Regions from separate parts of the Homo sapiens genome. Here region 1 is linked to region 2. The links are chromatin contacts, found by Hi-C or POLR2A ChIA-PET in ENCODE. All regions are on one chromosome and are shown on one strand. The core of a region is the stretch at or near the end of the contact, and the rest is flanking DNA. Distances in the headings are between cores, read along the strand shown. Region 1 overlaps PHACTR1 (phosphatase and actin regulator 1). Region 2 overlaps PHACTR1 (phosphatase and actin regulator 1).

Region 1 (3,790 bases), core at 918-3,417, 71 kb before region 2:
TTAAAAAACAAGCAAACAAACTATAAACAATCTTGGTAAAGAGAAAGCTGAAAAGTGTGTTTATGCATTAATATCTCTTGTTGAAACATTCCAAGTTAATGTCATTTTATTGGGTCAATGTAGTTATGTTTGGATTTTACCTAAGTTATCTTTCATGTTCATGTAGAATTCTTCAAGATGAAACACTCTTTAGAGGTAAAAGGGTATACACCCACACCCACATCCACATCCACACCCACAGAGTATCTCCACTGGGAGTGATTTTTGATGAAAACAGGAACACTCTACCTCACAAGCAAGCTGCACCCCATGGGAATGGGAGCCTGTCCCACCATCAGTGGCTCTAAAAGAGCCAGTCTGAGTGACCAGAGAATTCAGTCCATTCCAGAGGATGTTCCTATTCATCACTCACTCACTGATTCACTTGACTACTGTGAGTGGGCATCCACCACATGCCAGGAATGTGTAAGACTCAACAGACAGACAGCCTACAACTTGCATTCTACTGGAGGTGACAAACGTTAGATCATCAGAAGAGGAGACATATGATGGTGAATGGAGAAAAGTTCGAGGGAAACTAAAAGGCATGATGAACAACTGTGATAATTGTGCCTGATTTAATTCAGAGGATGTCTGAGCAAGTTACATTTAGACAGAGATGGAAGGGATAACTAAGACTTTACCCAGGTGAAGACTGCGAGGTCACATGCAGAGGCCACAGAGCCGGAAACACAGAGCATTGAGGTGGCTGTGTGGCTGGAGTGACCAAGCCAGGGAAGCAGGCAGGGCCTAATAGGCCACATCAAGGACTTCATGTGTTGTAAGTTACTGAAGTGTATTAAAGAGGAAATGATATGACTATGTTTTTGCTTTTATCCCATTACCATGGCTACAGGGCAGAGACTTGATTGCAGTTGCCCACGTGGATGTAGGAAGATGATAGGAGGCTGTTGTGATGGCTCAGGCAAGAGATAGCCTAGGATAGCTATCTTATTGGATAGCCTAGGAAGGAGTCACTGGAATTAGAAAAAAGTGAACACATCCCAGAAATAATTAAGAGCTATGATCAGCAGGATTTAGAGACTGACTGGATGTGAGAGGTGGTAGACAATGAGGTGTTCAGAATTACTTTTTTCATTCTGAGTGAAAGAGTGGATGTCAGGCCATTTACGGAGGAAGGAGACACAGAAGGTGGATCAGGTCTGGGAGGTGAATGATGAGTTTAGTTTTGGCCATCTTGAATCCGAGGTCCTCACAACACAGACTAGGGATATCAAGTAGGGGTCTGGTGCTTAGAAGGAAATCCTGTTGGAAATATAAACTTGGGTTGTATCAGCTGGTAGATGATAGTTGAAGCCAAGTGTGTGATGAAAATCCTCAAAAGAGGGAGTCCCAAAGCGAAGGCCTAGATAGCAACCCACAGGGATGTAACAGGTAGAGGTTGGGGAGAGGTGGAGGAGTAGCAAGGGAGAGAGAAGGAAAAACAGGAAGGCACAGTGAAACAGAAGCCAAGAGAAGAGGGCCTTAAATAAGAAGGACTGTTCAATTGGGTAAATATTCTTGGGATGCTAAGTAAGAGGAAATCTTTCAAGTAGCAACATGGAGGGTGTGGACCTTACAAGAGCAGTTTCAGTAAAGCAGTGAGCAACTTGAGAAGTTCCATGATGAGAGGTGAAACTACTAGTAGCCAGAGGAAAACATAAAGTCAAAGGAGTGTTTTCTAACATGGGAGGTGCTTCAGTATGCTTGACTGAGTAGAGGAAGGATCTAGTAATAAATGAAAACTGAGATCCATAAGAGAGAGGAGAGGATGTGGGATTCTGAGTAGGTGGGAGAACAGGACACATGCTAATCTTTAAAAAGCAGAGGGACATTTCTTCTATTGTAACAGGAGGAGCAACCCAGATAAAAGGTAGATTAGACGGTGGGAAGTTGGGGGCATTCCTGTCTGAGGGCTGCTGTTTTCTATATTAGGCTCCTAAGGCCAAATCATATAGTGGGGATGGGAGTAGGAAATTGAAAATGGAAAGGAGGAGACCTGGGGATACTAGAGGAGGAGTAAGTCTCTGGGTACAAAAGGAAAGTGAATATTCTAGACAAACATAATAGGATGGCTAAAGTGGTATGGAGGCCCCACTGAGGCTGCCAAGTTTGCAGTAGGGCAATGTGCCATGGTTGAATGGGAATCTGGTTATTAACTGCTCTATGACAGGCTAGATGGTTAGCCAGGGCAAGAGGGGCATTCTTCGGCTTTAAATTAGTTTCCTTGCATGAAGTTAAATGGTTTTGTAAGGCTCAAAAGTAAAATAACTTTTCCTCTGCTCTTACAATCAAGAAAATGTCAGAATACTACTACAAATCTCTCACGATCAGTGTAACAACAAAAATAAATTACCACAATGAATTATTTTAGAATACAAGCATTCCTTTATACTATTTCTGGTGGAACTAGGGGCAGGAGGTGAAGAGGGGTGGGGGCAGGAGGCCAAGACATGAATTGATTTGCATCAACAAGAATAATGTTTTTTTAAGAAATATATCCACCTTAAGTAAGCACAATGCTTTCCATTTTCCATAGAAAACATAAAACCAGTAGACCATTTGAAGATCTAGAAATAGTATTCCTTAGTTAGAATGCCAGAGCCTCAAGGGAATTCAAACTGACCCTGTCTATAATTGTGTGGGTTACAAGGAGTTAACTTTGTCCTGGAACAAGAGTGTAAACCTGACTTGTCAAAATTTGCATTATGTTTCCAATTATTTATCCTCCACCTTATTAATGTTTATAGTAACAGAGAGCTTGAGTCCTCTTCTTTTTTAATATCAGATTAATTATTCACTATACATTTAAAAACTTATACTATGCTGCCTTTCTATGTCACCTTTGTTTTTTCTTATTGCACACAGATGCAATTAAAAGCTCTTTCTGTATTCCAGAAGTCACGCACGACAGGAGGGAGAAGCTACATGCCTCTTGAAACTATTCATAGAATAGATCCAATCTCTCCTTGTTATTTTTCCTGGCATCTCTAGACACACAGACTTTCCTTAAAAATAACACTTGCGAAAGCTATGCTTAATAAATAAATTTGTCACTATGCTGACATATCCAAATCAGAATGCTTTAAAGACAAACAGAAAACTAAGACCATTGGAGTTTCTTCACGAGTTTCAATTCCCTGAGTCTCATCACATCCTCAGTCTTTGCACTTGTTCTTTTCCCTACAGGACAAAATGACATATTTTTCAAGTGTCCACAGCCTCCCAAGTGTAATTACTAATATTATATTAATCTGTACTCACAGTGTCACCAACACTTGATTTGCTTTCCTAAGAAGCTTCCCAAGTATGATTTCCCCAAGGTTAAAGAGTGGAAAAGAAGACACAAATGTAAGAAGCTTTGCCCGCTATGGCTGCCCAACGATTTCTAATTAGCCTGTGTATTTGAAAGATCTGAAGCATTGGTTTAATCTCTAATCAGAGAAGGAATTTCTCTTGTACCTTTAGAGAGGCTTGTGAATGAGCCAATCGCTTGTTTGGCTCCTAGGATACCAGAACTAACACCAGGGGGTGGAAAGCAAATGATCAAATTTATTTCCTTTAGCTATCAATTTGATTTCTATCCAGAAAAGTCTGTTGTTTAAAAAAGGAGGGGTGAGGGGAACTGTGGTTTGGAAAGGTTCTCATTTTAACCTCTGTAGGCTGTCTATGTAGATTGACATAAAACTCAAAAGTTAACAACATCTGTGGGGATGTGGTTAAAAAAACAGGGAGCTCAAAGGAGAAGAAG
Region 2 (3,337 bases), core at 208-2,707:
CTAACGCAGCACATTAATTTTCCTCTAGGACATTAGTCACCTGTGGCACTCTGCAAAACAAACAAACAAACAAAAAACAAGACATATGTGTGATAAAATGCATGTGGGTAAAGAAGCATCTATACCCTGTTCTTAGAGATTACCAATGCACATTTTCACACCAGGGGCTCTGAGACAAAAACATTTGCTTAACTTTGTTCCGCTCAGTTTTCCACCCTAGTGTGATCCATATATCAGGCCAGGCGCGTTGGCTCACACCTGTAATCCCAGCACTTTGGGAGGCCTAGACGGGTGGATCACCTGAGGTCAGGAGTTCGAGACCAGCCTGGCCAACATGGTGAAACCCCGTTTCTATTAAAAATACAAAAAATTAGCTGGGTGTGGTGGCGCATGCCTGTAATCCCAGGTGCTTGGGAGACTGAGGAAGGAGAATCGTTTGAACCCAGGAGGCAGAGGTTGCAGGGAGCCTAGATTGCACCACTGCACTCCAGCCTGGGTGGCAGAGTGAGACTCTGTCTCAAAAAAAAAATTCCACATATTATTGTTACCATCCTGTGCAGCAAGTGTTAGGTGGAACACATTTTGGAAAACATCTCATTGAAGTTGGCAAAAACCTCAACATTGAACCATAGAACTTGAATTATAGTTTCTCACAGTGTAATCAGAGCTGCTCTGGGACACTAAATAGCAAAGAAGCACAACATAGCCCCCTTAACTTGAGAAGTGTTGGTAGGAAGAGCACAGCTTCTGCTGGTTTCTGTTGCAGTAACATGGACCCGAGGACTAGCCAGACCACACTTCCCGTTGGCATAAAAGACAAATGAAGGAACTTGTCTTTTCTGCCTTATCACCTTGGACTGGATACAACAGTACTGACCTCAATATATTTAAACACTAGGCAGAAAATTATTATTTTCTCACAAGCAATAAGGCTAATTTAAACTTTTGCAGGACAAAGAAAGAAAAAACCCCAACAAATAGTGACTCTGAATATCCTTAAGCAAGCAAAGTAAGAGAGCATTTGCAAGAGACCAAAGGAGCAGGTACTCGGTACCCGGTACCCTCTTTCTCCCCACCCACTTCCCAACCAGTCCCTAATCCTCTCTAATCCCTTATATCCCTAAGTCATAGACCCAGCTGTTCATTTTTAAAATTCTGTGATACCTATGGATTTAGCTGTATTGCAGAGGACTGAATTCTGAAAAGGATCTGTACTTCCTAGAAACCTCAGCCCAACCACCTTTGCTTAAGACATGCAGACTTGTTATTATTTTTTTTATTTTTTATTTTTATTTTTATTTTTTTGACAGGGGACTGGCCATCAGCAAGGTACTCTGGTGTCTAGAGCAGCCTTCAGGACATTGATCTTTAGAGCTGGCCATTACTCTGTGACCTGCACAGTCTGAAGAGGTTTGGCTGGGCACGGGGTGAGGACATGCACACCCAGAAGCAATGTAGCAGCAACAACGCTGCCATCTGTTCCTCTAGCTCTAGGGCTCCCTCTGCGCTTTCACCTTGAGATGAAAGGGCTATCATCCTCCCACCCTGTGAATCACACATACATGCCTGTTTGGTCCTCCATTCTCCCACCCACCACCACCATGAACAGAGAGGAGAAGACGGGAAGAAAAGAGAAATCCGTCTCCTTCCTCCCTCTCTACAAGCCAGCACTATGGATATAAAAGCACAAGACTCCCTGTGTTTTTTGTTTGTGAAAAGTCTCCAGATACCTCCTACATATTTTCAAGACCCTCTGGAAAAAAAGCTTGACCCTCCTATACCTGGGCCCCGTTTGCAAGAAGGAAAACAGAGAATTTTAAAATATCACAGAATTTTAAAACACAGGGAGACTGAATGACCTGTCCGAGCCCAGTTGGTTTGGAGGCTACTGGAACTGAAACTTAAGAGCCTGATTCCCAGGGGCGCTCTGTTTTCCTAACCCTCTCCAGAGGCTGCTAATTCCTTCTCTCTGGTAAACACTGCCAGGAATTGCACTCTTAGATTTCTGCAATAAAAATAAGCCATACTTGCTTTCTAAAATCATGGTGGAAATTCTCCCAGTTAAATCTGACTGCGATTTAGGCTATGATATTTTCAAAGCAAATTTGTACCATTTTATTATGGCTAATTATGTATTTGGAGTTAGCAATGCACGCTGACCCATCTGTCATAATTATGGCTTAAAAGCAAAATGTCATTCCTGTCTGGTCCTCAACTCTTGTTTATAAAACCAGGGGTGCATTTTGGAACCATCAACAATGTTAAGAGGAGAGCACAGGGACTATACAACTGTTCCAACTTCATTCTGAGCAGTTGCTTTTTTTAAAGAGGTGATTATTCACGTTGGCATGAGATTAAACATTCTTCTGGAAATAATTTGAATCTAAAAATGTTATATTCCTACCAATTTCTATATGATGTAATGTAATTCTTTAGCCAATACATACATGTTTCCAAAACTAACTCTGCCCTAGGACATTCCATACACACCCATACACACAGACACACACACACACACACACACACACACACACACACACAAATAATATATGACTTATCTGGTTATGCCTGACTTACATCACAGGTTATTCTATTAGATGTCGTCTTCCTAGAATTAAATTTGGGGTATAATGTCCACTATTATGAGGTGATACTTATATTCTAGAGATGCAAGTGCCACCCTACAATACAGTGTATCTCATCTAAATGGAGGACAGCAGGGAACAACTTTTAAACTATAGTTCTGAAAAATTCCAGGACTCTGCGGCACTATGTCAGGGGAGGCCTGCCCATCTGGCCTAAACCAGAGCAATCTCCCTTTTATCTGGTTTGTATATGGGCGTCTTCCAAGATGCTTGTTAAGTTTTCTTTTTCCAAAGAATAACTCTTCTATTATATGTTTCTTTACTTTTTATTTCTTGACTATAGATACTCTTTTTTGCTTTTTGTTTTGTTTTTGAGACGGAGTGTTGCTCTGTCACCCAGGCTAGAGTGTAGTGGCACAATCTTGGCTCACTGCAGCCTCAACCTCCCCAGCTCAAGCAATCCTCCTACCTCAGCCTCCCAAGCAGCTGGGACTATAGGCACGCACCACCATGCCCGGCTAATTTTTGTATTTTTGTAGTGATGGTGTCTCACTATGTTGCCCAGGCTGGTCTTGAACTCCTGGGCTCAAGCAGTCTACCAGCTTGGGCCTGGCCTGATACTCCTTTTTGTATAAGTTCTCCTTCTTTTGCCCTCTAGAAAAACTAAAAAAATTAACCTAGGCATGCAGCCCAATGACTACTACACTTTTCAGGTATTCCAAGCCATTTCTAGTGTCTTACCACAGGAATCT

What was found. Hi-C counts contacts between places; a loop is a spot of excess contacts on that map. ChIA-PET counts read pairs that join two places held with the same protein, here RNA polymerase II (POLR2A). Pooled maps may share reads with other maps.
Region 1: a map of tibial artery shows a loop between it and region 2 (2.3-fold over the local background). The contact joins two enhancer-like sites. A Hi-C loop is called at or near these places in 2 of 168 maps with a recorded cell type or tissue (ascending aorta and tibial artery) and 1 of 50 pooled maps. POLR2A ChIA-PET finds 5 or more read pairs at or near these places in 2 of 52 experiments (WTC11 and activated naive CD8-positive, alpha-beta T cell).

Annotation. Positions count from the first base shown.
Region 1 is chr6:13,096,031-13,099,820 of GRCh38, reverse strand. The region is part of intron 5 of PHACTR1 (phosphatase and actin regulator 1); the gene reads right to left. Among named protein-coding and RNA genes, the nearest start is that of TBC1D7, 230 kb to the left of the region's middle. Within about 2 kb of position 2,167, at least 2 of the 41 ENCODE cell types and tissues checked have a DNase peak (open chromatin) inside an H3K27ac peak, as active enhancers do.
Region 2 is chr6:13,024,876-13,028,212 of GRCh38, reverse strand. All of the region lies in intron 4 of PHACTR1 (phosphatase and actin regulator 1), which reads right to left. Among named protein-coding and RNA genes, the nearest start is that of TBC1D7, 300 kb to the left of the region's middle. Within about 2 kb of position 1,457, at least 2 of the 41 ENCODE cell types and tissues checked have a DNase peak (open chromatin) inside an H3K27ac peak, as active enhancers do.